Linked DNA regions of Homo sapiens: region 2 is linked to region 1. A link is an interaction called in ENCODE POLR2A ChIA-PET data of the cell type or tissue named here. Cell type or tissue: OCI-LY7. All regions are shown on one strand. Each heading gives the region's core, and the rest is flanking DNA. Links, peaks and the distances in the headings are about the cores only.

Evidence for each region. ChIA-PET counts read pairs that join two places held together with the same protein. Peaks named below come from ENCODE experiments on the same cell type or tissue, not always from the same donor. Only the 100,000 strongest peaks of a DNase experiment are listed, where the experiment ranks them.
Region 2: POLR2A ChIA-PET joins it to region 1 with 12 read pairs; 2 of 35 experiments call an interaction of 5 or more read pairs at or near these places.

What each region holds. Positions count from the first base shown.
Region 1 is chr10:114,760,871-114,776,464 of GRCh38, forward strand. It overlaps LOC101927692 (a long non-coding RNA gene), which reads left to right and starts at 3,918. Exons shown (of 3, transcript NR_120628.1): 1 at 3,918-4,122; 2 at 15,072-15,291. It also overlaps a transcript of ABLIM1 not described here. In OCI-LY7, for the core only: no CTCF peak of the experiment used is centred there; no DNase peak of the experiment used is centred there.
Region 2 is chr10:114,442,828-114,458,421 of GRCh38, forward strand. ABLIM1 (actin binding LIM protein 1) reads right to left here. Exons shown (of 23, transcript NM_002313.7): 13 at 10,552-10,656; 14 at 8,797-8,844; 15 at 5,053-5,193; 16 at 2,485-2,576; 17 at 1,202-1,307. Among named protein-coding and RNA genes, the nearest start is that of AFAP1L2, 46 kb to the left of the region's middle. In OCI-LY7, for the core only: no CTCF peak of the experiment used is centred there; no DNase peak of the experiment used is centred there.

The sequences.
Region 1 (15,594 bases), core at 2,987-10,986:
GCAAAAAAGAACTTCCAGGAAATGTAGTGTTTTGCTGTTTTGATATTAAATACTAAATCTAATAATGGCTAAACTTGGCTTTCAAAGATAGTTTCTCCTTTCCTTGATTTAATAAACTGCTTGGGAGCCCTGTAACTCAAAGAGAGGAGAAACTGTAGTTGATACAGGCCAGAAACATGGCCCCCATATCACACCAAATAAGAACTCTTAGTGCACTAATCTTTACAACATCACCATGAAAGAAACCGATAAAGCTAGAGTGATGCTTGGGACAAGAGGCCCAGAGTGGTGGGCAGAAGTAAGAGAGAAGAAAGATGAAATGAAGAAGTCTCCCATTTATCAACTAGCAGATACATTTTAGGCTCTGCTATAGGCATCAAAGCTCAAGAAATCGGCAAAAAAAAAAAAAGTGTGGTTCTGATTCCTATTGTCCCTCCGCCCACATTCTAACCTTGGCCCCAACCCCATGAACAAGCCATGCTTAGCAGACAGCTTTGCTGCTACTCGAGGAAGCAGATGGCAGCCCCTATCACCTCTCTGCCCCAGCTTGCTACTGCCCAGGCTCTCGGCTCAGTCTGCAACCAAATTCCTCATGCCAAAGTTAGGACATTTCAAACTTGTCATGCGCAACCATCTCTCTCATTTCTGCAGTCTCAGCCATGGGAAGAACAGAGCCCTCCTCTCCCTTCTCATCCCTTTCTGCCCTGTTTCTTCCTTCCCACTGCACATCTCTCACCACTGACAACCTTCCACTGTGCTCTGGAACTGCAAGCCCTTGTCAGTGAAAAACCCTACATCCTCAGCCTTTCCCCAAAGTGCCCTCTCCATCTCCCAACTCCACTGAGATCTGGTTCTCCTCTCCCTGAAAAATATGTCATCTGGCAGCAACAGGCTTCCTAGGTTCAGTACTCACCATGCCACTTCTTTTCATGCCCTTTTCCTTGGAAAGGCCTTCCCTCCATCCTATTCTTTTTTACCTGGCTAAGTCCAACTCATTCTTCAAGAAAACAACTCTACTTTCTTTAAGAAGCCTCACCTGATATGGTTGTCATGCCCACAGCTAACTCAATGCCACTCTTTGGTATTACCATAATTCTCACTCTATCCCATATGCTCTCTCTCTCTCTCTCTCTCTCTCTCACTCGCTCTCTCTTTCTCCACTCAGGATATCCTTTTTTTTTGAGATGGAGTCTCACTTTGTCGCCCAGGCTGGAGGGCAGTGGCGCATCTCTGCTCACTGCAAGCTGCACCTCCCAGGTTCACACCATTCTTCTGCCTCAGCCTCCCACATAGCTGAGACTACAGGCGCCCGCCACCACGCCCAGCTAATTTTTTTTATTTTTTAGTAGAGATGGGGTTTCACTGTGTTGGCCAGGATGGTCTCAATCTCCTGACCTTGTGATCCACCTGCCTCAGACTCCCAAAGTGCTGGGATTACAGGCGTGAGCCACTGTGCCCGGCCAGGATATCCTTTTATAAATATGTGTGTATTTGTCTTCCCCATAAAACTGTGAGCTCCTTGAGGGTACATACTGAGCCCTATTAACTAATTGCTGGCATGTAACAATTATTCAATAAATGTTCATCAGATAAATCAATAAAAATCTATGTCCCTGACTCCAATAAGTGAAATGAATGAGTAGGGATTAAGTGGACATTTTTCCTTTATTGGATTTTTCTCTCAATCTATTAAAGCTGTTCTTACTTACTACCAAACAACATAAAGATATAGCCAAAGAAAAGCCAACCACCTTCCCTCCTCACCCTTACCTTTGAGGTAGCCACTGCTAAATGCTTGTTATGTACTGTTCTATGATTTTTTCTCTGCTTGTGGAACACACACATATGCACACATAGGGATTTTTCTCAATTTACAAAACTAGGGTCATTTATGACATAGATTTTATTCTAAAACACACTCTTTTCACTTAACAATGTATCATGGCCATCCCTCCAGACCAGTGCATATGGGTCTCACTCACTCTTTCCAATAACTGTGTAATAGTCCACATGTATGCGCCACAATCTGGTCACTCATTCCCCCAATGGATGAGCAGTTAGGTTGCTTCCAGTTTTGTGGAAGTTCCGAAAACAACGTTAGCAAAACTGGTCTAAGATTTCGACAGCACACATGAGTTATTTCCCTGCCAGTGCAATGGAATCTATCCACACACACCTGGGCCTTTTTCCTCATGACTCAAGCTTCTGAAAAGCCAGCAGTTTCACTGAGTGATTGCTTCTTTGTAAAGTGTTTGTTTTCTGCATGTGTCTTGCATGGTGTATGTATTTACTATTTATTGAATTGGACCGAAAGCTAACCAGATAGAAAATTGTCTGGAAGGGTTTATGGGATGCACTGTTTGCCATTAATTCTGAGGTTTTGATAGGAAGGGAGAAAATAGGAGATTTTCATTTTTAACTTTGTATAATTCCAGCCTGTTTGAATTTAAACATACTGTATTAATTTATAATTTAATATTTTAATGTATTATATAGGTATGTTAACATAGTTTTGTTGTATTAATACATTGATAGTGATTTTTTTTTGAGACTGTTGACCAGGCTGGAGTGCAGTGACATGATCTTGGCTCACTGCAACCTCCACATCCCAGGTTCAAGCAATTCTCCTGCCTCAGCCCCCGAGTAGCTGGGACTACAGGTGCACAACGCCATGCCCACCTAAGTTTTGTACTTTTTTTTTAGTAGAGACGGGGTTTCACCATGTTGGCCAGGTGGGTCTTGAACCCCTGACCTCATGCTGCCTTGGCCTCCCAAAGTGCTGGGATCAGAGGCATGAGCCACTGCACCCAACCTGATTTTAATATATTACTTTTATAACTTAAAAATAACTTTTTTGAAAGCTTGCAGGATGATCCAGACCCGGCATTAGAGAAAATAAGCTCTAATTCAATGGCTCCCAAGTCTGCCTGTACATAAGAAATAACTGGGGCTTATTAAAAATGCAGATGCCCAGGCCTAACCTGAATATTCTGATTTAGTAGCTCTGAAGAAGAGGCTTTGTATCAGTACCTTTGATAAACACTCCAGTTGACTCTTATGATCCTGCCATAATGGGACACCACTGTAATCTAGTGGTCCTTAGAATCACTTTTCACATGTTTTGGGACTCTATCTTTAGTGTTTAGAAACCATTAGATCTGGAATGAGGCCTGGGAATCTATATTTTTAAAAGGTTGCCTAGACAATTCTCCCCAGGTATGGAAACTCTATTCCAAGTGTTATAATTTCCTCTAGCTGGTAATTCAAAAATCAAAATATAATGGATCCGTTTTGGTCTCTAGTGGAAAAATACAACACCAAGTTACAAGTCTTTGATGAGAGTATCCTAAAATACCACAAGATGGGAATGTCTTAGCTTGCTCTATCATAAAATTAAAGAATGCTTTTAATTGTTAGCTTGAATAGAGAACTGGATTTTAATACTTTTCTCTTAAAATTTTAAAAATAAAGTTGCTTTTCTTATGAGATTAAATTGATTTATTTGTTTGTTTGTTTTTTTGAGATAGAGTCTCAGTCTGTCACCCAAGCTGGAGTGCAAAGTCGCAATATCAGCGATTCTCATGCCTCAGCCTCCCGAGTAGCTGGGATTACAGGCGTGTGCCACCATGCCCGGCTAATTTTTGTATTTTTAAGAGTGATGGGGTTTCACCATGTTGGCCAGGCTGGTCTTAAACTCCTGGCCTCAAGTGATCCATCCGCCTCAGCCTCCCAACGTGCTGGGATTACAGGCGTGAGCCACCGCACCCGGCCAATTGATTTCATTGTTTTCTTTTCCTTTTTTTAAACCAACCAGGGACATTTAATTTAAAAAAATACAAGCAAGTTATCCAGGACCTAATCTGCTAAGCAGTGTTCTCCCCAAGAGGATGAAGCCCTGCTGGCTGGCTCTGACATTCAATTCAGACTGAAAACACAGTAACTCCTCTGGCCCTTGCTGGGAAATGTCCTGCGCAGGCCATGGGCAGCACTCCAGTGCAGCTGACCTCCCACAAGGCCCCCAAACACATGATCCCACCAAAGGCTTGAACAGGGGAACCTCACAAGCAGGCAGAGAGCACACCTGAGACACAAGGACAAGTAAGTCAAGCAAATGGGACTGAGGTAAGCAGCCCCAGCCCCTGTCTCCATTGTGTGCCCCCTTAAGGGGGGCTGTTTTCTACTTTTTTCTTTTCTTTTCTTTTCTTTTTTTTGGAGATGGAGTCTCGCTCTGTCTGGCACAATCTCGGCTCACTGCAACCTCTGCCCCCTGGGTTCAAGCTATTCTCCTGCCTCAGTCTCTCGAGTAGCTGGGACTACAGGCATGCGCCACCATGCCCAGCTAATTTTTGTATTTTTAGTAGAGATGGGGTTTCACCATATTGGCCAGGCTGGTCTCAAACTCCTAACCTCATGTTCCACCCACCTCAGCCTCCCAAAGTGACAGGATTACATACAGGTGTGAGCCACTGCGCCCGGCCATTTTCAACTATAAAAAAAAAAAATATTCTATTATTCCTACCATAATCTACAAGCCTAGATATTAGAAATAAGTAGAGATCATTTTAAAAATCAAGAGCATTTATCTTTTCAAGGATCTAAAGGACTTCCTATTGATAAGTTAGGTACTTAAGTAGACACATTAAGCTTCTGGTCCTATAAGCTTATTTCCCCTTTCAGGAGTACAGACAAGAGCAGATGACTGAATTGAAACACCATAGTGAAGCCCACAGTTTTGAAATCTTTTAAAAAATTAATGACAAAAATATACACATTTCTAGACAAACTCAACTCCGTAACTACTAAGCACTCTACTAATCTTTTAGAATTTTTTTTCAAATTCACATAAATAAAAGTGCTGCATAAAAAGATACGTAAAATCCTCAGTCTTTGGTAATGTCTAGGAAATTCTGGTTCTCAACACTGAAATAGGAAGAAAAAACTAGGAATATCAAATTAACAACATCTAGTATCAGCGGCCTTGTTTTCCACACTTTGTCATTACCAAATGCCTACCAAGATGTTTCTAAATGTATTGGAAATTCCAAGTTACTTATCAAGGCTATTTCCTTTCAATGCCATGTCTAAGCCATTCTCTCTCTCTTCTTAGCAAATCAATGATTGTGATGTCTATTACAATATTTGAAGGACTAATAACAGAAGTAGTAAAACAAAGTGGATGTGATCAGAATCAGACAGATTTGGGTAGAAATCAGGATCTGCCATTTACCAAGCTTAGCTCAGGCAAATTTTATAATCTCTCAAAACCTCAATTCCTTCATCTGTAAAATGGGGAGGTAATAACAATAGCTACTTGATTGAGTCATTGTGAGGATTAAATAATGTAACACATGTAAAGTACCTGACACCTAATAAACATACAATAACTGATATTTATTATTATAGATATTTTTCCCTCTACAAGATTAGTCAGACTTCAAACTGTTAAATGCAAGATGACCAACATGAAGTTTGAAGGGGAAATAAGACAACTGAATGAAATGTCTATAGCTGACTCCAAACCATCCTGCTTGAAACTGGGTTGAAGAAGAAATGTTTGAGAACTCAGTCCCATTCCAGGGCTTAGAGCCCCTTAGAATCTCTGGGGCCATCTTCATTTCACATCCTCAGATAAACCCGAGACCCTGGAATAGGAGGGGCCAGAGACTAAATGAAATTGTGTGACGGCCTAACAAACTTGATGCTTCCTAGGGCATACCGAGATTCCACATAGTTACTTGGCCCCTACAGTGTGCAAGGTTCTGCACTAACAGGTTTGGGTGCTGTAAAGCTGAATCAGAAGTGGACTCTGACCTCAGAGAGATTTACAACTTATAAGAGATATTCTCCATATGTTCCTTGTGGTACTTAGGACAGCGGTCAGCACTCAAAGCCTCAGTCTAAGAACATAGTTCAGAGATTGTTATGACTCCATCCATATACACACCAAGTCCCTTATGGTGTTATCTGTTCCATGCTCTTTTTTCGTTCTCTAATATACGTGAATAATTAGGCATGAATAGGCAGGTAGTATCTCAGAGCCCTATGTCACCTCTGCATCCTGGTATCTACAATATAAATTCTGTCATTCCACCAAGTCCTTTCCACCCCATTTCTAGGTACAGATCCAACCAACCATATCGCCAAAGCAATCATCAACAAAGATCAGAGTGCTTGAAAAGGAATTAAAACACTCTGGATAGAGATTACTCTATTCATTATATGCCCCAGGATGAACTCTGAAAAGCAGCGCTTAATTATCCAACACGTTATCAAATTCCTAAACTCCTTCCAAAAAGCAGGATTAAAGCTTCGGAGTTTAAAATAAAAAATAAAAAAACAACTCCGCAACTCCTCTTACAGGTTGCCTTCAGGGTATCAAAAGGGGTGGCACTTACTGCTTTGCAAATACACTTTCTAAAAATAATCAATATTTTCTTTAAATGCTTACGGCAAAGCAACCAATTCACTTCATTTTAATTGCTCGCAAGCTGCAGAATGACTTGATCTCTTTAATATTTCACTCATACTAGCAGCCACTGAGCTATGACTAACCCACTCTCCCCAGCATCGTCGCTGGCTCCAGATGGCAAGAAATACATTCCCTTTATTCTTGCCTGAAAAGCAATTCTGATTTTTTTTTCTTCCACCCATTTCACCTGCAGTAATTGTTTTACTCCAGAAAGAAAATGGGTGGGGAGTGGAAGGGGAGATTCATGCAGAGGGGAGTACAGGTGGGGAATTTACTTTTTTTTTTTTTAATGGGGTGTAAGCACTGCAGCTTTAAATCGTGCTGCCTCAAGCCCTGGATTTCTTCCATAGCCGAGCTGCAAAATGGTAACTAGAAAGGAGGAAAAAATACCTCTTCCTCCCTCCTGGCCAGCCCTTCCACAGCTCCCGGCAGGGCAGCCAGCGCGAGCCCATCCCCCACGCCTCCCAGCCCAGACGCGCGGCGGGCACAGGTGAGCGGGGCGCCGACTTTGGCCCTTAGGCTCGCCCACATCCGGGGATCAAGGTCAAGGGCGAGGGCTTCCTTCCCCTGCCCCCGGCCCCCGGCAGCCCCGAGCCCGGGGATCCGCTGCCAAAGTTTCAGGCCGGGCTGGGGCCGGCGCGGCTGTCGCAGCCCCCCCGCCCTCCCGCACCTGTTCGGCCCGCCGGGGTCAGTGGACGGTGCCCACCTGGTCCCCACTCACCTCTGGCGGACATGGTGCAGGCAGCGGGAGCCGGAGCTGGAAGGCGTTGGACAGCCCCGCAGGGCGCGGGGAAGAAGGCAGCCCCGGAGCGCCCGCCCGGCCCCGGCCCCCTCCGGCTCCCGGTGCGGGGACGCCGCCCGCAGGACACCTGGCCGCCCGCTCCGCGCAGCAAGGCCGACGGGCGGGGACGCAGCGGCCGCAGGGACCCGCCGGGCGCGGCAGCGCTGACACCCGCGGCCGCGCTGGGCGGGGCGCGCCTCCCCCGCCCCGAGCCGCCGGGGCCCACCCGGGTCCAGCAGCCGCTCTGCCGCGGCGCCGGGCGGGGCTCTGTCCCCGAGGAACGAGGGTCTGCGTCCTCCCCTCTCCCCGCCCGTCTTCTTAATAAGAAGAAAAATAACGTGGGTGCTCCGAATGGCTCTCCAGCTCTCTGGTCCCAGAGAGAGAAAGCAAGAAAGGGCCGTTCGTTCCTTCCCCTAAGTGATGCCCTTGACAGGAGAGCGAAGACCACGGTCGCCTGAGGGGGCTCAGCCCGCAGTCCACACGCGGGGACCGACCCACCAGCCCCTCCGAGTCGGCCAGGCTCTCGGAAAGCCTATGGGCGGGGTGGGATGGGGCGGGACTTTTCCTCCAGCGACCCTCGAGTCAGCGGGGGGCGTCAGGGTCCCCCCACCCAGCACCCGGTCTTGAGCCAACAGACACTCAAGGGAGGTCTGTGCATACACTTGATTTACTGCATCAACTCTGAAGAGTCGGGGCTGGGCCGGGCTGGTGACCACTCTGAACAAATCCCCTTTTTCTATATGTCAGGATAAAAAGGAGAAAATACAACAAAAACCTCTTAGTGCCCTGGAGGTTTATCAACTAGCGCTTGATGCTAATAAGCAACATAATAAAAAGCCACCAGATCTAGAAATTCTAACTAAAAAGGTGGGATTCCACTCTCACGCCCTGTCCTCTCTTCCTCTGTGCACTCTCAAAACAGATGTTCTATGGCCGGGTGTGGTGGCTCACTCATGTAATCCCAGCACTTTGGGAGGCTGAGGTGGACGGATCACTTGAGGTCAGGAGTTCAAAACCAGCTTGGCCAACATGGTGAAACACTGTCTTCAATGAAAAAAAAAAAAAAAAAAAAAAAAGCAAATTAGCAGGCCTTGGTGACCGGTGCTTGTAATCCCAGCTACTCGGGAGGTTGAGGTATGAGAATCGCTTGAGGTGGAGGATGCAGTGAGCCGAGATCACGGCACTGCACTCCAGCCTGGGTGACAGAGCAAGACTCCATCGAGATAAGAAAGAAAGAAAAAGAAAGAAAGAGAGAAAGAGACAGACAAGAAAGAAAGAAAAGAAAGAAAGAAAGAAAAGAAGGAAAGAAAGAAAGAAAGAAAGAAAGAAAGAAAGAAAGAAAGAAAGAAAGAAAGAAAGAGAAAGAAAGAAAGGGAAGGAAGAGAGAGAAGGAAGGAAGGGAAGGAGAAAAGAAAGGAAGGAAGGAAGAAAGAAAGAGAAGGGAAGAAAGAAAGAAAGAAAAGAAAGAGATGTTCTAGTTGTTTTCTATGTTGGCACTGCCCAAATCCATCCTGATGTGATGGGAATTGTATGGAATTGTATAATAGTTCTGACAATTCAGAAATATTAAAAAATAGGTGAACGTAATTCTTTCAGAAAAAATAATTGATGGATAATTGAGCATTGTTGAAAAAAACCCAACCAAATGATCATGTGGGAAAGGAAATACTAGAAAAAAGATTTGTAATGGGAATAGAAATTCTCAGATTCAAATGCCAACTACAAAAATCAACTCATTATTTATCCATCTTGACAACATCCCTTTCACTGTCTTTTAGGCAGAAAACTTGCCAGTGAATCACAATTCAGTTGCTTCAATCTCAAAACAACTCTCCTCTCCCACTATCCTCATTCCACTCTTAACCTTTCTCACCTAAAGCATGATCACAGGAATAGCCTGGTTGCCCTGCCTACATTCAGCCTCCAGCCTCCACTGCCTCCCTACCACCCACCCCCCAGGTTTATTTTGCCCATTACCTTGAGAATAATTTTTCTATTTATAACATGACTAGTTCATGTTCTACTATGAGGTTATTAGTGGGTCCTCACTGATCTCCAGATACAGACTGAACATTTCAAACTGTCTTCATCCAAGCAATTAATTCATCCAGCAAAATTTTATTGAACACATATTATGTACCAGTCTCTAGGGTAGATACTAGGGTTACAATGGTGAACAAGATAGACATGATCTATGCCCACACAAAGCTTAGAGTCCACTGAAATTTTAAGGTCCTTCATAATCTGTGCTTTCCTACCTTGCCAGTGCCATCTCTAGCTACTCCCTACTCAAACATTTTACTGTAGACAGACTATTTTTCCCTCTGTTTCTCAACAAGATAATATGTTTCCTGTCTCCCTGCCTTTACTCATTCTCATTTTTCTTCCCCAGTGTCCTCCTCCCCACCCAAGTTAACTCATATAACATCTTATGAAAGGTTCTCCTTCTACCTTAACCCACAGTGATCTCGTTCAATCAACTTCTGTGGCATTTACTTTCAGAATCACCTGTTTTTACTTAACACACTGCTTTCTGCTGCTGTTTAATGGTTTTGTTGTAAGTCTTTTCTATCTCCCCAAATCTCCTTGAAATCAGGGACTTGGCCAGTCTTGTCGAATTGAATTTGTTCTGGAAGTATACAGAACATATGTTATATCAGATATCATACTAGTAAGATAGAGAGGTCCCAGAACTGTGTGCCTTCTTTTTAATATTTATTTATTTATTTGAGACAGAGTCTCGCTCTATCACCCAGGTTGGAGTGCAGTGACACCTCTTGGCTTACTGCAACCTCCACCTCCCGTGCTCAAGTGATTCTCATGCCTCAGCCTCCTGAGTAGCTGGGATCACAGGCACGTGCCACCACACCTGGCTAATTTTTGTATTTTTAGTAGAGACGGGGTTTTACCATGTTGGCCAGGCTGGTCTCGAACTCCAGGCCTCAGGCAAACTGCCCGCCTCGGCTTCCCACAGTGCTGGGATTACAGGCATGAGCCACCGCACCCGGCCTATTCTTTTAAGTAATATCTAGTCTTTTTCTCTAACTGCCACAATAGTTCTGGTTCTTATAACCTCATAGCAGAATTACAGATACAGTGGCAAATTCCTAATAATGAACAGATCTTACTCTTGTCCTTAAGATGCTTGTAATAGACTACACAGATGATTATAAAATTCACTCCTAGATGTAAGTCTCAAATAAGGCACCTTTCCCAATACTGTTAGGCACATAGCAAGTACTCCGTGCCTGCCTGACTGGCAGGTTGCAAAATGGTAAGTTTGCTATCAAAGGTCATCTTTAGCTAAAAAGAGGTTTCCCTATGTATTTAGCTTTAGTCTTCTTCAGGTTAAGTATATATTTTAAAATATATGTGATTTTCTTACATTTTGGAGTTGTGATATATGGAAATGACATTTTAGGGCCACTCACATCATCTCAGAATCTCTTTCTATAATCTCAGAAATCTGAAACCAATTCTTCCAATCATACAGCAACCAAGTTTGTTAATGGCTTGAATCTCCTAACAAATGTCTCATCTGAAATAACTGAGAATACTTTAGAAATCATTGTAAAAGCAAATTGTAAAGTGCAAGGAATTTTAGGAGACATAGTAAATGCCACTTTTTAAAGTCAGGAAATAAAGTACAATCTATTGGTTGAAACCAGAGGAAAAATTTATATAGACCAAAGGGATGAAACACATTCCAGTCTGTGTTTGAAAAAAAGAGGTTCCTATTTGACTCTTGCCAAAAATGCTCTTTTAATTTCTAATGGAAGGAAAGGTAATGTACATTATTAACATTTTTTCTTTATTGATTTTTTAAATAATTGAATATTGAGTCTTACTCCCACAGCTTTTCAGCTGCCAACTCATCATCACTTCTCATTCTGAACCTAAGCTTCTCATGAGTAGCATGAGAATAATTCTTCTTTCTGCATAACTTCAAGCTTAAAGGCACACTGAACTACTCAATGGTTTTTAATCAAATACCTTTATAATACCTACTATGTAATAGGCAATGAGGAAGTCCTGGCAAACAAGTTAGAAAAGCAGTATACAAGGTGGAGAAGCTAAGCCTGAGAGTCTTCATTAAGCCAGGCCACTAAAGGGGGATAAAATGACCTCAGATTAGTCATATCCCTGGCTCCCGAGAGAAGCAAACTAAAATTCTTTTTAAATACTTCTTTTTTAGTAAAAGCATCCAACAGTGGCTCATGCCTGTAATCCCAGCACTATGGGAGGCCAAGGTGGAAGAATCATGTGAGCCCAGGAGTTTGAGACCAGCCTGGACAACATGGCAAAACCCTAACTCTACCAAAAAAAAAAAATTTAAATTAGCCAGGTGTGGTGGCTTGTGCCTGTAGTCCCAGCTATTTGGGAGTCTGAGGTGGGAGGATCACTGGAGCCCAGGAGATTGAGGCTGCGGTGAGCTATGATTGCATCACTGCACTCCAGCCTGGGTGACAGAGTGAGACCCTGTCTCAAAAAAACACAAAAACCTTCATCAGTGTAGACCCCAAGGATTCCACAAATAAAGATCAAGCAAACATGAGGTCATAATAAAAGATGCCAAAATACACAGGAAAAGAAGCCATGCTGAGTGAGAGTCAGCAGAAACAACAAATAGATACTAAGTAGTTTGGGTATTATAATTCCCAGATAATACATATAAAACAAGAGATAAAATATATATAAAGTAACAAAAAAATAACAAAAGATACACATCACAAAACTAAGCCAACACCAGACTATCAAAAATGACCAAGTAAATTTCAAAAAGAACCAAATAGAAATAACAACTATCAACTATAGAAATTTTAAAACTCATTGGATAGATAAAACAGACAAACAGAACCAAAGATTTAGTGAATTGGAAAGTAGATATTAAAAAGCCACTAGAAATACAGCTCCAAAATATTGGGAGATGAATAATGCAAAATAGAGGTTAAGATATATTGACAATAGGATAAGAAGATCTAATTTATAAATAATAGGAGTCCTAAGAAACAATTTTAAAATGGAGAAAAGACTACATTTGAAGGAAAAACAACTAAGAATATTATAAAATACATATATCAATAAAGGAAATACAATATATACCAGGTTGGATGAATAAAAAGAAATCTAGACCTAGACACACTGATATTGAAACTGAACAACACTAAAAACAAAGATAAGATCTAAAAAGCAGTCAAAGAGAAAGGACATAGCCTAGGAACAAAACAGATTGATAACAGACTCAAGGGAAAGGATAAAAGCCATGAGACAACAGAATTCTGATTAGCCTATAATTGTTCATTTAAAATTTCACGAATAGGCCAGGCGCGGTGGCTCATGTCTGTAATCTCAGCACTTTGGGAGGCCAAGGTGGGTGGATCACTTGAGGTCAGGAGTTCAAAACCAGCCCAGCCAACACGGTGAAACCCTGTCTCTACTAAAAATTTAAAAATTAGCTGGACATGGTGGTGCATGCCTGTAATCCCAGCTACTCAGGAGGCTGAGGCAGGAGAATAGCTTGAACTCAGAAGGCGGAGGATGCAGTGAGCTGAGATTGCGCCACTGCACTCCAGCCTGGGCTACAGAGAGAGACTCCGTCTCAAAAACAAACAAACAAAACAAAAAAATTGCATGAACAGCAAAAATATCTTTCAAAAATGAGGGCAAGATAGATATTTTAAGACAGATATTGAGTGTACCACTAATAAAATTTCTGTATCATTTATATATAAATATATATGTAAATATATAAATATATTTATGTAGAGTAAAATGACCACCATTAAAAAGTATGAGATAGAAGCAAGAATGAGGAAAAAAGAAATTTGTTTACATAGAAATAAATCCAACTAAATATCAATACATTTGAAATGAAGAACTAGGATAAAATGTGGTTCTTTGAAAAGAATTAACAAAATGAATGACCTTTAGTGAAACTAAGAAAAAAAAGAAAGAATAAATAAAGAGTATTAGAAAGACACCCTTAACTACAGTTAGAAGAGAGATTTAAATGAGATTATAAACTGGAATTCTGCTTTTGGCCATGATGAAGTAATAATTAGACTTGTCTTCCCAAATCAAACAACAAAACTGAAAAAAATACATGAAACAACTATTTTTAGTTATTGGACAACAGGCAGCCCAGGACAGTGGTTCTTGAGAAAACAGAAGCAAATAAAGTGAGTCCTATGAATGCCATGGCTTCTGACTAGAGGAAACTCCCAGGCTACAGGTGGAGGGAGGAGAAACCCAGACAGAGCTCAGTGGTCTCACTGAGTTTAGGAGAAAACAAGCATGGTCCCGAGAGGCCATGGTGGATGGAAGTTGTGGGATAAGTGCCCAGAGGAAACTATGTGGAGAAAGAGCTACAGGAATCTACAGAAGAGTGTTCTTGAGACCTTACTGATTCCTAAGCTGCACATATACCGGGTGAAGTTCCACGAGGATAGGTAAAATGAACAAATATTTGAAAGCTGCCCATTGGTAGGGCTCCTACAACTGAGAAAAAAGTTGGACTGAAAAACAAGAGACAGAGTTAAACAGAGTAATAAGTAATCTAGTCCAAAGCCAGGGCAGAATGTGAAACTTGGAAGGACCTCTAACCTAGACATGAGGGCTAGGGGCAGCATTTGGTAGAGCAGAGCAGAGATGTTAAATATTTTAGATGTAGGCTCTGTCATAAAGGAAATCAGTACAAGGGAACCAAGGCGGAGATAAGAATGAATTCTAGTCCCTAGCAGAAGCCAGGGGAAAAAAAGTACTAGATGTCCAAAGATGCCCATGCCAGGAACTAGTTTCCTGAAACAAAACAAAAAACACAGGTGTATTGTCCGTTCTCACACTGCTATAACGATACTACCTGAGTCTGGGTAGTTTATAAAGGAAACAGGTTTAATTGACTCACATTTTGGATGACTGGGGAGGCCTCAGGAGACTTACAATCATGGAGGAAGGTGAAGAGGAAGCAAAGACCCTCTTCACATGGTGGCAGGAGAGGGAAAAATGCAAGCAGGGGAAATGCCAGACACTTATAAAACCATCAGATCTCATGAGAACTCACTATCACATGAACAGCATGGGGAAACCGCCCCCATGATCCAATCACCTCCCTCCCTCAAAATGTGGGGATTACAGGTCCCTCCCTCCACACGTGGGGATTACAATTCGAGATGAGATTTGGGTGGGGACACAGAACCAAACCATATCAATAGGGTATTTGAGCAGTTTGAGAATTAGATATGTGGGAGTTCAATGGAATATTTGAGGGATCAGGAGATGCAACTGGTTTATCCTAATCATCAAGGATTATTCCTCTGTTGCTGGATGGTGTCTCTTTAGTTCCAAGAGAGAGGTGAGGCATATTTTAGAAAATGACTGGATTATCATTCTGAATACCATAGATAGACCAGGAAGAGCACATTAGCCACAGTAAGTTCTCAGTGTTCTGCAGATGAATCTATGGGATTATTGAAGACACACGTTTTACAAGCCTTCTCAGTCATTTAGATACATCAAATCATAGTGAATGGAACCTACAACCTAGTGATGGCACTGATTCTTATATTATTGAACTGCTTCATTTAAATTCTTAAGTGACAAGCAGGATATATCATTTGTGACTGAACTCCAAATCTAACATTTGTAAGGCATGAAACATTTTTCTAACCACTAGGACATCAACACTATTTTACCCAAAAAAATCAGAAAAGAAGCATCTAATACAAATTATGTTCCTAATATATAGGCAGAGGGCTGTTGCTAATAGTCAATGGAATGCCAAACTCCTGATGGGATTACATTAACATTTTGATTTGATTGCAGATTAAAGCCAGTGAATAAAACTAAAGGTCACTTTAAAGGAGTATAAAGCTACAGTGGACATAACGTGGCATAGGTGATCTTGACACCACAGAACTGTGAAGCCTGCAATCCTACAATATAGAGGGGTATGAGGAAGACATCTCAGGATACTGAAGAGTGTTGCAGAGGACCCACAAATAGTCCTGAGCATGAGATGGTGGACAACAAACCCATTTTTGGTGTGGGTAAAATCATTAGCGACATCTTTTTCTTTTTTTTTTTTTCAGCAGTTTGAAGATGTGTCATTCCATTTATTTTTTCATAATTTCTGTTAAAAAGACTGCAGCTGCCCTTACTGTTGTACCTTTGAAGGTAAAGCATATTTTTTCCTTTGTTAAAAAACGTAGTTTTGGGCCGGGCGTGGTGGCTCATGCCTGTAATCCCAGCACTTTGGGAGGCTGAGGCAGGCAGATCACAAGGTCAGGGGTTTGAGACCAGCCTGCCCAACTTGGTGAAACCTCATCTCTACTAAAAATACAAAAAT
Region 2 (15,594 bases), core at 4,164-12,163, 320 kb before region 1:
GGAGTGAACATTAAATGCATTTTTTTTTTTTGAGACAGAGTCTCACTCTCACCCAGGCTGGAGTGCAGTGGCGCAATCTTGGCTCAATGTAAGCTCAGCTTTCTGGGTTCACGCCATTCTCCTGCCTCAGCCTCCCGAGTAGCCGGGACTGCAGGAGCCCGCCACCACACCTGGCTGATTTTTGTATTTTTTAGTAGAGACGGGGTTTCACTGTGTTAGCCAGGATGGTCTCGATCTCCTGACCTTGTGATCTGCCCGCCTTGGTCTCCCCACTAAATGCATTTTTAAAGGAACTCTTAGAGGAGAAAATTATGCTCTAGCTCAGAATATGAGAGAAGAAATCTTGTGGTTTAAGAGAGAATTGGCTTATGACAAATAGATACAGGGGAAAATACACTGATAGGCTATTTCAGCCCAGTGTATAAGTCATCTTCTTCAAAAGTATCAAAAACACTGTTCATCCTCAGTTCTTGTATTGAAGATTTTTTTTCTTTTTTTTTTTGAGATGGAGTTTCACTCTTGTCGCCCAGGCTGGAGTGCAATGGTGTGATCTCAGCTCACTGCAACCTCCACCTCCCAGGTTCAAGTGATTCTCCTGCCTCAGCCTCCCGAGTAGCTGGGATTACAGGAGCCCACCACCACGCCTGGCTAATGTCTGTATTTTTAGTATAGATGGGGTTTCGCCACGTTGACCAGGCTGGTCTCAAACTCCTGACCTCAGGTGATCCGCCTGCCTTGGCCTCCCAAAGTGCTGGGATTACAGGCATGAGCCACCGCACCCGGCCTCTATTGAAGATATTAATGTAAAATCATAATGCTTAGAAAATGTCTTATTCATGTTATCTAAAAAAAAAAAAAAAAAAAAAGAAGAAGAAGAAAAGCATCATGTTTTTTAGAGGATTTCCTTTTGCTGCTTCCCTTGGAGATGAGTGTTCTAGAAGACAAACCTAGTATATGGGGATTGGCCTTCATGGATTTTGAGAACCTCCAAGGGTTCACCCATTTCCAGAAGAAAGGAAACACACATTTATGGAAGACCCATGACATGCTTATGAGCTCATTTGACATGGAGTGGGTTTCCCACACTTCCTTTCCCGTGGAATACTCTGTAGGTTCCACCACAAGTGAACAGTCAAGGCAGGTGCCTTACAAGCAGGTGGCTGGCTCTCGAATCAGGGAAGGTTGGGGGTTTGCTGCTTACCTGAGTTGATGGGAGAATCGTAGCGACTGGCTAACAGAGATGACCTTTCCCGGCTCTCTTTCTCCATCTCTTCTTTCAAGATCAACTGTCCCAGGCCTGAGTTAAGCTATTCACAGAAAAAAGGAAAAAAAAAAAAAAAAGAAAGCAAAGCTTGCAATTACTTTCATGGAGCTGCAGTTTCTTTGTAGCAGATCCCACAAGAAGTTTCTCTTGCTGGAGGGCCTGAATGCATGTGGCCCCAGAGCCTGGTAGTTCCTGAAGAGGTAGGTCAAGTTTGGGACCCTAAACCCTCTTAGCCCTTTCAGTTTCAAAGCTCCATTTCCCTAAGTCAGGCTCTGTGTTAGAAGAACGTTTTCCTTCCTCTGCTTTCCCTAAAGAGCCAGGAGACCTCAGAAGGCATGTGTGAGTGTGTGTGGATTTTTGATGTGGGAAGGGAAGACTGGGGCTGGTATCCTTTAAAAAGAAATTGCCTTGATTTGTTTAAAAACAAGAAATAAAGGTAATACATGCTAATTTTACAGATTTTGGAAAATCTAGAAGAAAAGAAGAGTAACCCATAATATGTCACTCAGAAATAACACTATCTTTTGATTTATATCTATCTAGTATTTTTGTATACACACATATAAAACTGAGATCATACTATAAATGCAACTTTGTATCCTTTGACTAATATCACGTGCATTTCCTATATGCTTAGAAAACATCATTTGAAAGGATTCAGCAGCCTCTTGACTGATAACAGACTGTCCTTCTGGGCTGCTGCAGGCCCTTGCTACAGGAAGGAGGGTATGAAGAGGACCCCTTCATGGTGGCCATTCCTTTCATTCCTTTTCTCCTGGCCCACATCCTGGGAAAAGACTTGGAGAAATGTTCAATCCCACAGTCATTCCTTCAGCAGAACTGCATGAGGGAAGGAAGGTGTGGCACTACCTGGGTGGATACCACCTTGCTCTGCCTGGCCCTCCAGCAGCCTTTCAACACATGCACTGCACACATGCCCCCATGTGGTCTCTCTTTCCTTCCCACAACAACCCAAACCTTCCACACCCCTCTGACCTCCAGCACCAATGCCATCTCCTCTAGAGCCCAGCAGGTATTCTGCCATATTCTAGTTACTATTAACAGACACCTGTCTTGCCTTGCCTGCCAGATTTCAAGCCCCTTGAAGACTGGGACCACCTCTTGCCTATCTAGATGGTTTATACATAGTAGTCATTCAAAAAATATAGATCTTATGTAACTAGCATTGAAGACAGCAGCAAGGTAGTTTAAGGACAAACCTTCATTAATTGCTCTTCTTGAAGCTGCCGACGTCTCAGAAGTTCCTCATCATCTTCCTCTCTGCCACTAGATCTGCGTTTCATGTCAGGTCCTAATTCCACAGCAAAGACAACTTCTCACATCAGCCCCAAGACAAGGGAATCTTAACGGGCTAGTCCATCTGTGTTCAGTTTGTTAGGCTGGCAAGGTCAGCAACGGTCTTTAACACTTTTAAGTAAACAATACAAGAGAAAACAAAAATGCCTGCCACCAACTCAGCACTACTGGCTGGTTTCTCAAGAAAATGGCCCTGTGTGACAAGCCAGGTCAACGTGCAATGCAAGGAAGGCCTGAATTTAGGCCTCCCTGCTCCATTAGAACTGGGTTTGCAACTTAGTCTAAGTTCACTGGTCAGAGATCACTTTAGTAAATGGAAGGGCATCTCCAGTTGTTATTTTGATGTCTTTGAAGTGAATTTCCTTTTTCCTTTCTTTTTTGAGACAAGGTTTCACTCTGTTGCCCAGGCTGGAGTACAGTGATGCAATCATGGCTCAGTGCAGCCTCGACCTCCAGGCTCAAGCAATCCTCCCACCTCACCCACCTGGGTAGCTGCGACCACAGGTGTATGCCACCATACCCTACTGATTTTTAAATATTTTTTATAGAGACATGGTCTCACTATATTGCCCAGGCTGATCTCAAACTCCAGGGCTCAACTAATCCTCCTGCCTTGGCCTCCAAAAATGCTGGGATTACAGGCGTGAGCCACCACGCCCAGCCTCAATTTTCAAATAGAAAGAAATGCAAATTTATCTACATACCAACAGATAGGTAAGATAGTCATTGTTTTGTGACATGCGTTTAAACCTTGTAGTTTTCTCTTTTTCTGAATATTTAGAATTTCATAATACTATCACTCTGTCTTCTACTCTTAGTAAATTCAATAAAAAGCATACTTTTACTATTTCTTTCGAGAAATGGGTCTCTAAGGTTTTCTTTTTCTCATCCTTTGAAAAATGGTCACAAAAGAGTTTTATACTAATAGGTAAATCAAAAGCATTAATACAGGTACAATTTTACTTTGGAACAATATAGTAAATTGTGTTCAATTTTTTAGCTTTCTGGAAAGGGGAGACAGGGAAAGGAAAGGAGGAATCTGTCTGAATGGTTGAGAGGTTAAGATAATTATTGTTTTCCTAAATTGCTTGGATTAATCTGGCTGTGGGAGGAAACAGGAAAGTTTGCTAATCTAATCAAAATAAACTTTAACTAATAGTCTTAGTTTTCAGCATTTTGATTAATGGACCTGAAATTTTTCCTCCTTTTGGAATCTAAAAGAGCTTTAAACTACTTAGTGATAATAAATTCAACAACAAAAACTTAATTCTCCCTCTTTCCAAAATGTAGCTGCTTTAATGTCCCAGTAAGCAATTTACTAAACTAGCAACCTCAAGGCCTCAAGAACTTCCTGAAGGGCATGGATTGGCATAGAAAAGCTGATGGTTGGTTCTTAGTTCTTACAATTATAAATGTCAGTGTGAAGTTTCTCTCTTTAGTTTACACTAATGAAAATCAATAGGCACAAGTTTGCAAGGACTAGATAAATTTCATTAATATAATGTACACAACACTTGTGAATAATGAACTTAGGAGGTAGATTTTTCCTTAAACTCTTTCTATAAGTATCAATTGATTTAAAATCCACTTGTATTGCTTGTGAAAGATATTCCAAAAATAACTTATTAAAAATAGCACAATGAAGATTAGGACATTTTGGAAAATTGAAGGCCTTTTAGGTTGTTAACAGAAATGTGATAAGATCGTGTCTTTGTAAAGCTGACTCGCTAAATTTTCAGTATTAGCTTCTGGGTTTGCTAATACTTCTTTTTAGGCCGAGTAGGTTCACTACTGATAATATAGTAAAGACACAGACATAATTGGAAAGCATGGAGCAAAGAATGAAACAGCTGAAATATGACATTTTAGCACAGAATTCATGAAAATGGTAGATGTAAAATCACATAACTTCACAGAAGTAATATTTCAGAACACCTACTACTCTGCAATAGCCCTTTTGCATGATGGACAACATGATCTTACAAGAAAAATGAAAGTGCTTCAGTGTTAAGATTGGTTGTTAAGAATTATAACTACAACCCAGAAATAGTCTAAAACAAATTTAACTGAAAGAAGTCATGCTTCTACAAACATTCGGTAAATTCACCCACTAGACTCTAATTATATAGAACAATGTTCTTGCCATAAGGCTTTCACTCAACTATGTTCAACAGAGTTACTGATTCTGCAGTATTAACTCTGAGAGTCCATGCAAACCATTGGTTTTAGACCAGTTCTGGATCCCAGTGGGTTTGGTTAGAACAAGACTCTGGTGGATGTGTTTTTGTAACTTTTAAGCGTTTTGTACAACAAGTTAATACCACGTTAGTTCTTTTCACTATGCTACCTCTTGGTCATACTTTTCTTTAAAATCTTCATAATAGGATACATTTTCTTTCATGTTTTTAAGCATGTCATCTTGAGCTCTCCTAGCAGTTTGTCCCTTTGACTTAGCCGTGACAGTTGCATACCTACGACAGCAAATGAGGGGGGACCAGGCCAGTGGTCCGTCTCAATCTTTGGTGTCTCGCTGGGGTCTGGTGCCTGGGCTGCTGGGAACTTGGAAAACTTGATGATATCTTCTGAGGACTTGCTCTGGGCTGCCAAGGCAGCTGCATCTAGATGGGAATCAGGGGTTGCTTAGCTATTGGTCTGTAAGACAATGGCGGTACAACCCCACTTACATAGTTTTCTTGTTCTCTGGCAAAAGTTTCAGTTCCAGAAAGTTCTGTTTATTACCATTATCCATGGCCCAGTCACTCAGAGGTACCTATTGACAAGTCAACTCATTTTCCTTACTTTACGTCAGAAGCAAAGCTTCATTCTACATGTGTTCTACATCTGAAAAACCCTATTCTAGAGTGCTGCCCAGCACTAGCTAGATGAGGCTATTTAAACAAAAAAAATTAATACAATTAAAATTCTGCTCCTCAGTTTCACTAGCCATATTTCAACTGCTCAGTAGTCACATGTGATTAGTGCCTACTGTCCTGGCCAGTGCAGATATAGAACATTTCCATCCTTATAGAAAGTTCCAGTGGACAACACTCTCCTAGAGTAATTAGTAATCTAAAATTAAAGAGCTAAGTTGAAAGCATGACGCTATCACTTGACTGTAGTTGTTAATCATTAGAGGGTTGGCGGGCTTTGCATCTTTGGGCAAGAAGCCACAAATATGTTGGTCCAGATCATTCTTTTATTATTATTATTATTATTATTATTTGAGACAGAGTCTCACTCTGTCGCCCAGGCTGGAGTGCAGTGGTACAATCTTGGCTCACTGCAACCTCTGTCTCCCAGGTTCAAGGGATTCTCCTGCCTCAGCCTCCCAAGTAGGTGGGATTAAAGGCATGCACCACCATGCCCAGCTGATTTTTGCATTTTTAGTAGAGACAGGGTTTCTCCTGGCCAGGTTGGTCTCGAACTCCTGACCTCAGGTGATTCGCCCACCATGGCCTCCCAAAGTGCTGGGATTACAGGCATGGGCCACCACACCCTGTCTGGTCCACTTCATTCTAATCCTTATATACTAAATACATGTGTCCTTGAGTCCTAGGAGAAATGGAAATTGGAAAATCCACTTTCAGCTTGCAGGAATTTGGCATTGAAACTTATGTTTGCCGTTTCCACTCATTGTTTTGTTCAAAGGTCTGTGCACACAAGTGAGTTATCCAACTTTAAAACAACAAAAGCCAAACTAGCAGCAATATTAGTTCACAAAGTTCTTATTGGCTATGCTTAGAGGAGGAGTCACAGCTTAGAGCCCCAGATCTAACCTACAGAGATGGAGCAAAACAAACCAGGTTAAATGGACAGTCCCTGATTCTGGCTAATTTTGCAAATCGGCCAGGGATGTCACTAAATATTTCAAAATGTATTTATAATGCCTTAAATAACTTTTTTCTTCTGGGCTTACATATTTTAAAATCTGGAAATAACCTTTTGAATCTTCAGCTCTAAGTCCTCCATTTTTCGGGTAACCTTCTGGGTCTCAATTTGCTTAAATAACTCAACCAAGGTCACCCAATACAAAGGGGTAGTCTTTTTTCCCTTCCTTGGAGATAGGGTCTTGCTATGTTGTGCAGGCTGGATTCTAACTCCTGCACTCAAGCAGGTCTCTCATTTCAGCCTCCCAAGTAGCTGAGACTATGGGTGTGGGCCACTGTGCCCAGTTTAGGAGGTAAAGTCTTGGCCAGGCATGAAACAGTGTTCCTCTGAATCTCTAACCTCATGAGAAAACCATTTCAGCTTGGAAAACACTACATAGGAAATCCCCTTCTTAAAGATGGACAAAACATGTTAGCATATAAGAAGTTCTCAGAAGTTCTGCATTATGAAGAACAAATGTGACTTGATTTAAATCTAGCCTTTCTCAAACGCATCAGGGCACAGACACCAGTTTTGGGCATAACAACTATTTCTTTGGCATGGAATGGCTGTTTTGCAAAAACATCCTTTGGAAAGCGCTGCTCTGGCTGGGCTATTTTTAATTAATTATAACAGCCTGAAAGACTTCAGTCAAAGTAAATATTATGAAAAGAAGTCAACTAATTCCTTCCAAACAAATAATCTAACATTATCCAATCTCCTTAAATTTTAATTATTTGATTATTTTTGTTCAGAGAGGAGGACCTAAAGATAGTATTTTTTAAAGCCTGTAAGTTGACAAATCAAATGCTGAGAATTTTATTCTTAAATTAACAACAAAAGGATGACTTCAAACAGTACTTACGCATTAGAATTGGTGAAGTCAGTAGTTAAACATTCACATGTTAATGAGTGTGTGGAAAGACAATAAACCATAAAAAAAAAAAAACAAAAACAATGTTAACAAACTTAAAAAGCAAGCGTATGGTTTAAAACCTCAAAAAAAAAAGATGAGAAAAAAAATCATAGCTCTAGAACCATTACGATACATACATTTCTCTTTGTCTTCCTGATTTTGGTCTAAAATTTTTTTCCTTACGCATTTTCAATGTTATTTGATTTTGATTTTCACATCGTCCTAATTCTTCTTTCTTTCTTTCTTTTTTTTTTTTTTTTTGGCGACAGAGTCTCATTCTGTCGCCCAAGCTGGAGTGCAGTGGTGTGATCTCAGCTCACTGCAATCTCTGCCTCCTGAATTCAAGTGATTCTCCTGCCTCAGCCTCCCATGTGGCTGAGATTACAGGTGTGCGCCACCACGCCCAGCTAACTTTTTTGGTATTTTTAATAGAGGAGACAGGGTTTCGCTACATTGGTTGGGCTGGTCTTGAACTCCTGACCTCAAATGATCCACCTGCCTCGGCCTCCCACAGTGCTGGGATTACAGGTGTGAGCCACTGCACCTGGCCTCATGTTATCCTAATTCTTAAGGACTCATGAATGTCAGCTGAATTCTAAAGGCAGCCTTCAAATTTCCAGGCACAATCTGTGTAGAATTTTCTGAAAACGCCTGAAGACCAGCTTTAGATATCTTTTCACAAAGATTTATGGTCGATATATCTACAGAGACTTAATAATGGTGGAGGAAAATGTGATTTACATAAAGTCATGTGAGTTCCTGAGTTAAAAAAAGGAAAACAGAATTATACATCCACGTTAGTGATTCTTAGTTTGCAGGAAGTTCAGAGACAAACTGATCTAACTAACTGGTTTTTACAGAAGAGAAAACTGAAGCACAGAGAAATGACGTCACAGAGCCATTTAGGGAGAAAGTGGGAGCAGAGCCTTGACCTCTGTGTTAGCCTGTATCCTGTCCACTCCACTGTGCACACATCTTCATGCCCAATAAGAAACTGGAGACCTGGACAGCCAAGTTGATGTAGGCTCAGTCAAATTAGTTTTTCTAGGTGGCTGGTTTTTCACCAGTTTAAATTAGTCTCATCAAAATTATTTTAAAGGGTGACTATATTTGATGGCAAAAAGAAAAAAGACTTGCTAGGATGTTTGTGAGTTGCTGTGTGACCAGTACTTCCCCTTCTCTAGGAACAGAATGATACATGGTTTGATGGGCTCAGCAACAGGTTAGAAGCTTTCTAATCAAGCTAAGTCTCTCCATCCAGGAGAATCAATTTTACAATATTTACATCTTAGTAGACCAGAAAGGCATAATATGCTGGATGCCCCAGTTTTACTCTCAAAAGCAGCAGCAGGAAAAGCCTTTCAGAGGACAGCAAGGAGAAGTTCAGCTGACTTTGCTATTTAAAAGCTACGCGGAGGAAAGCGGGTTTTACCATGCTGTTTGTAGATGGGTGGCTTTCGGTAAATGTTGATTCCTTGATCTGTGGAAATGAAAAGCAAAGGTGTGTGATTATGGGAACCAGTTCAGCGATGGGAAAAACAGATCAACCAAGGGGCAAATCAAACTGAAGATCTTGAACAAAAACAACCCAGAAGGTTAATTTCTGTATTACAAAGATTGAGTTTATTGAAAGAAAAATTATAGAAATGAGTGGCTTACTATAGACAAGTGTTATGGAAGCCTTTGTAATACATCTTAGGATATATAAAGATGTGATTAACTCATGAGCCATTTATTTCAAATACACACTTCATTGAAAGTGGGATTAAAACAGGAAGAAACGCAAGCAGTGGAGGTACTCTTATGGTGAGAAAGACATAACCAGCTTGGGGAAAATGCCCAAATTGCTATTGTCTAGAAATTGAGCCCCCAGTAGATACCAGTGGCTCAATTTACTTTTCAACTAATGAGTGGAACAGTGGAAAGCAATGTAGAAAAATCAAAAGTTTTTTTAAAAAAAACAGAAACTTTTTATGTGCAAGGCTAGCCTGGTGTGCTGATGGGATGTTCAACAAATCCTAATTTATACAGGCCAAATTTTTTAAAAAAAGAATGAATGAAAAAGAAAAGAGATGCTAAACACTATGTATATATTTATACAAGACCCCCTTGGATTATGGAACCATTTTGCTTTAACTATAAATACTCAGGAAATTTCAAAAGGTTTCTGTTTCCCCAGAACCGTGGGCACTGTATCTTGGTGGGGCATTTTTATGTGAAAAATCCCAGATATAGAACATTAATTTTCAAGATTCAATTAAACTTTTTTAGAAAGGACAGTCCCAACTAAGTGATATAAATCTCAGTGAACTTTCCTCTGTTTTATTAGGTAAGTTTAGAAGCAAAAGAAAAAAATGATTATAGATTCTAAATATGTACACTTACATTAATATAGTGGGTAATTTATTAAACTACTTTCAGTAGCTAAACAAAGCAAAAAACAATATACTGCTGGTAGAAATATAGTATTATTACCTCTGATGGCTAATCCTGTCCTTACAAAGTGAGCTGATTCTAAACATTAAGATATTATATTAATGGGCTCTGATTATTTCAGTTTCTGATGTCAAATTACTATTTGCATTATGACAGCAAATGCTTGTGACTACTAGAGCAAAGCTTGCAGCACCAAGCCTAAATTGCAAGATATCTTCACGGGCTATGGAGATGGCTAGTCTGTTATGCGCTGCAGAAAGACCAACCAATTCACCCAATTCTACATCTCTCTGAAAAGTCCTTGGAGAAAGTCTCCACATTAGAGAAAAACAGGAAATATAAAAGTATTCTCTCAGGTGATACTGTGGTTCAGTCTTTAGGATGAGAAGATAACTAGATTGCCATTGCCATAATTAGTCAATGACAGCAAACCACAGAAAGATATCTCAGAAGGCAATGATAAAAAGGTACAATTAAAATTTTAGTAAAAAACAAAACAAAACAACCCAACTGCTTTTACCCATCACCCACACTCTTCAAAAATTATTTTAGAAAACATAAACCTTCAACATAATCCTGGCATTTAACACATAAAACTTTTGAAAGGCCCCCTAGGTCAGATCCTGCAATTTAGGGTTTGTTAACTGTGCATCCCAATTAAAAGAGCATGAGAGATGAGACAAGACGAGGTTACAAGGCTACATTCTACACTGTGACAGGACACCAAGACACAGACTGTGTCAGCTCCTACCTGGAACATGGAAATGTTTAGGGGCCTGAGCGTAAGTTGGAGTTAGAGGGCGGCTGTCTGGCCGGTAAGGGAGAGGGGAGTTCCGGCCGCTGGACGGCTCATTGCCTCCAATGAGAAGAATGGAAAAAACAAAATGAGAGAAGGGAGAGAGAAACAAAGAAAACAAAGCAAGTGTAATAAAAATTCAAAACAACAGACTGGAAGGAGGTTCATCAAAAAGGAGAAACAAAAGAAACAAACTCAATTTATCAACTTGACTTGCAAAGGTGATATCAGGTTTAGTTTTCCGTTGCAGAGATTTGAACTCAGGTGGAGCTGGGTTAGAAGCAGCTAGCGGTCAGGTGCGTCATTCCAATGGCATGCATTGAAAGCTGTGAGCTCGCAGCAAACTGATTAGATGGAGGGGAGATTGGGAGCGATGGAAAGCTGCTTGCTCATGATTCAGGATCAGTTGTCAGGTGGTTAAATCCCAAGCGTGTAAAGGAGCGGGCTAGGCAAACCCAAATACAAATCACTCTCAAGCATGATGGCAGCAGCTGGCAATTAGCAGAGGTTTCTCCGATCTGAAGGTTAAGTCTGGGAACCCGTGTGGTCACCAAGTCCTTCCCCTTAGGAATACAAAGTGCCTTCAATTGCAGCGTGTTTGCATATGTTTCTGTTTTCCTCACTTTGAAATATATAAAATAGAGTCAGACGCGTGTCAGCCAGGTATTTCACGACCATTTATACCTCTCCCCATCTTTCACTTCAAAGATGAGGCTCAACCCAGGCCAATGATTCAATCATTGAAATATTTATTGAACACCTACTATGGCTGGGCACTGAGTACTACTGAGGACAAATAGATGAATGAGATATAGTCCCTGCCCTCAAGGGACTTAGAGGCTATCTAAGGAGACAAACTTAAATGCCATATAATGACATGCAATTGTTTACTCTGAGGTATAAGAAAAATGCTATGAGACTCAGATGAAGGTGACACCAATTCTTCAAGCTAGGTTTGAGCTGGGCATCAAAGAGTAAGCTCACCAGGTGAGAGGGTAGGTGAATGGGAGGGTGGGAAGCCCATATTCCAGACAGCTGGAATGTCATGAGAAAGGAGGGTGTGGAAGGGTGCAGACTGGAGGAGCAACAGGACTGGCCACCTTGTCTGGAAGGCATGGTGCTCTTGGAGGAGAGAAGAGGGACCAGGGCAGAAAAGAGAGCAAAGGGGTGGCTGCAAAAGCTTTAAGTGCCACCATAGCCACCATCACTCCCTTCTGACCAGGAGAATGGCCAAGATAAACTAATTCAGCTTGTGCAAAATTAGAAAGAGATTTGTAACTGGCCTAAATTGTCCTCCTACCCTATGTCTGGGCAAACATCTTGTCTCAAGAAGACACCAGAAGATGCAGGACTATTAAAGCTCAATAAATTAGTAGGGGTAATGACTTTTACTGCTGAGTTGTAAGAGCTCTTTATATATTCTGGATACAAGTCTCTTGTCAGAAATAATATGAACTTGCAAATATTTTCTCCCAGTCTGTAGGTTGTCTTTTCACTTTTTTGGTGGAATTCTTTGAAGCACAAAAGTTTAAAATTTTTGATAAAGTCCAATTTATTTATCTATTAACACTAATAATTTTAAATAAATCATAGATCATCAGAAAATAGAGGTCTGGCCAGTTGCTTCAGGTCAAATTTTTCTAAATCTATCCAGTCAAGTGTGAAAGATGTCAATTGTTACCGTTTGAATATACATTTAAGAGAATTTTAATGTCTCAGCATGTACATTTTTAAGTAACCAGAGTACAGATCTACACTAAATGGGCAGTAAGATATTCCAAATATGGGATCTGTGTCTATTACTGAGTCAAATTTAGATTTCTGGCTTTTGGTTATTGGTGTTCTGAAACTTTTGTCTTTTCTTCTCAAGAGCTGGTTTAGCATCCAGACCCAAATATGTTATAATGTTGACTTTATTATTTAAGTCATATATTAGTTCCTAAAAATTATGAAATATCATCCCAAACTATTGATCTATTAAAAAGCTAATTTATAAAAATGTTATCTCATTTATCCCTCTCCTAAAGAGAAGTAACTAGTTCCTATCGGGAAAAAATGAGTATAAAAAACACAGAGGAAAACAGGGGAAGGAAGATTATAATTTGCATTTAGAAGGAAATAGTGTTTTAAACCTGTTGCTGAATTAAAACTTGGTCTCATTTGTCATCATCAGTGCTCAGGGTATCGCCTGGCCAGGAGTAAGTGCTTAATAAATGTCTGTGAATGAATGATTGAAGGAGGCCAATTAATTACCTCCACAGCTATTTATTGGCCTAATTTAGCAAGCACCATGGCAAGATTCACCATCAATTTTCTCTAAATTAAAGGAAGCCAGATGCTAGTGCAATAAGTCCTCACTTAATATCAACAGGTTACAGGAAACTGCAACTTTTTTTTTTTTTTTTTTGAGACGGAGTCTCGCTCTGTCGCCCAGGCTGGAGTGCAGTGGCGCGATCTTGGCTCACTGCAAGCTCCGCCTCCTGGGTTCACGCCATTCTCCCGCCTCACCCTCCTGAGTAGCTGGGACTACAGGCGCCCGCCACCGCGCCCGGCTAATTTTTTGAATTTTTTTAGTAGAGACGGGGTTTCACCATGTTAGCCAGGATGGTCTCAATCTCCTGACCTCGTGATCCACCCGCCTCGGCCTCCCAAAGTGCTAGGATTACAGGCGTGAGCCACCGCACCCGGCTGGAAACTGCAACTTTAAGCAAAACAACATATAGCAGGTCCTTGAAGAACGTCGTTTATTTCAACCTAGAACACTGATGAGGGGAAAAACTAGTTTTTTTAATATTTCAATTCACTTAAGTCACAGTTTCCAAGTAAATGATGATGATAAGTAAAGACCTGTGTACAGCACTGGGCTCACAACAACACCCCTTTTATAAGTTTCCCATTACAGCTAATCTTTGACAACTCCAATATAAATGTTTCACTGAAGAAAAATGATTTAATCCTATGAACATTAGAAATTAACAAGAGTAATCCATAACTGAAAAACAGAATCATTCTTACGGTCTTTTCTCGAAAGAAGGTATAATGGGTCTCAACTTTTACTACTGCTTCTGAACCCCCCTGCCCCATGCTTTTGTTCTTTCACATAGACCTCCACTGTCCTTGCAGAAAATCAGATGTTTCCAGGAAAGTTCTCGTAGGTTTTGGTTATAATACACAATCAAATGAACCCCCATTAAATCAGTTTTTATCATTATTAGCCAGTGTCACGCACACACAAAAATATCTGCATATGCAGGACACAAACTTTAAGGTTATTAGAATTAGACATTTGTCCAGGGATTAAAATATTTCTATCAACAAGACCCTGTGTTGGCCAGTGCCTGTAGAAGCCCCTCACTTCTTGAATATGGTCAAAGCCTCTCAAAGGTTATGGAGTAGCTGTCTGAATTCCCAAGGACTGGATTCTGGCTGAATGCTGTCACCAGTTGGGTGTGGTTCTATATTAGGCTGGATGTCTTCAGCAAACATTCACCTCTCTAGTTGTTTTTTTTTTAAAAAAAAAAAAAAAACACTACTTTGTTCAAATTTTGTAAGCAGATGTAACTATAATCATTTAAAACTTCCCACAAAGCATTTTTAAAAATCAGGTAAAGAGAGACCCAATAACACACCCATCTCAGCAATTCTGCAGAATGTGCTTTTCACATATCACAACCGCTCATCGGGGAATAAGTTCTTGGAATACATAATGTTGCTAGGTACCAAATTCTTAGCCCTTGAAATACCAAAGGCATGACAAATTTTGGGCATTTTTAAAAGAAAAAGGAAAATTCTCAGGAAGAGGCCTCTTTCCCTTTTCTAAATTAAACACCTTATCTGTATTTATTTTTATTTTTATTTTTTTTTGAGACAGAGTCTTGCTCTGTTGCCCAGGCTGTAGTGCAGTGGTGCAGTCTCGGCTCATTGTAACCTCCGCCTCCCAGGTTCAAGCGATTCTCCTGCCTCAGCCTCCCAAGTAGCTGGGATTACAGACATGCGCCACCACATCCAGCTAGTTTTTGTGTTTTTAGTAGAGACGGGGTTTCATCATGTTGGCCAGGCTGATCTCAAACTCCTGACCTCAAGTGATCTGTGGCGCCTTGGCCTCCCAAAATGCTGGGATTACAGGCGTGAGATACTGCACCTGGCCAATACCCTATTTAAATGATATAACTTTGAACCCAACCCTGGCAGGAAATAACTTATGGGGGCCCTAAGAGGCCATCTGTGCATAGTTCCTTACTTAAACAAAGTAATGTGTGACACACCAGATGAAATATCATATTTGGAAGATATCATTATTTTCATCATCATCGTTGTCATCATCTATCAACCCTGAATAAGATACTGTTTAAAAATAATAGGCCGGGCATGGGCATGATGGCTTATGCCTGAAATCCCAGCACTTTGGGAGGCTGAGGCGGGTGAATTATTTGAGGTCAGGAGTTTGAGACCAGCCTGGCCAACATGGTGAAACCCTGTCTCTTCTAAAAATACAGAAATTAGCCAGGTGTTGGTGGCAGGCATCTGTAATCCCAGCTACTCAGGAGGCTATGGCAGGAGAATTGCTTGAACCCGGGAGGTGGAGATTGCAGTGAGCCGAAATTGCACCACTGCACTCCAGCTGGGGCAACAAAGTGAGATTCTGCCTCAAAACAAAAAACAAAACTACTCTGTGTGTGTGTGTGTGTGTGTGCGCACATAATACAATAGTACATATATATATATATATCACACTCATAGCTATTTTGTTCCTTTAAGTCCTCAGATTGGGCTACCCTAAGTTGTTAGTGTTCTCATCTATTGTAGTGACAAGCTACTATATTTCTATTTATGTTTCTATTTCTATTTCTTGGCCTTCATTTTTACCTCCTTTCCTGTTAGCCTAGTAAGCTAATTTTTTAGACCTCAGGGGAGCATTCACTCACAGGACTCTCACTGTACTTAACACATTTAAATGCCCATCTCCACTTTCATTCTTCTTTTTGGCACCATGAGAGC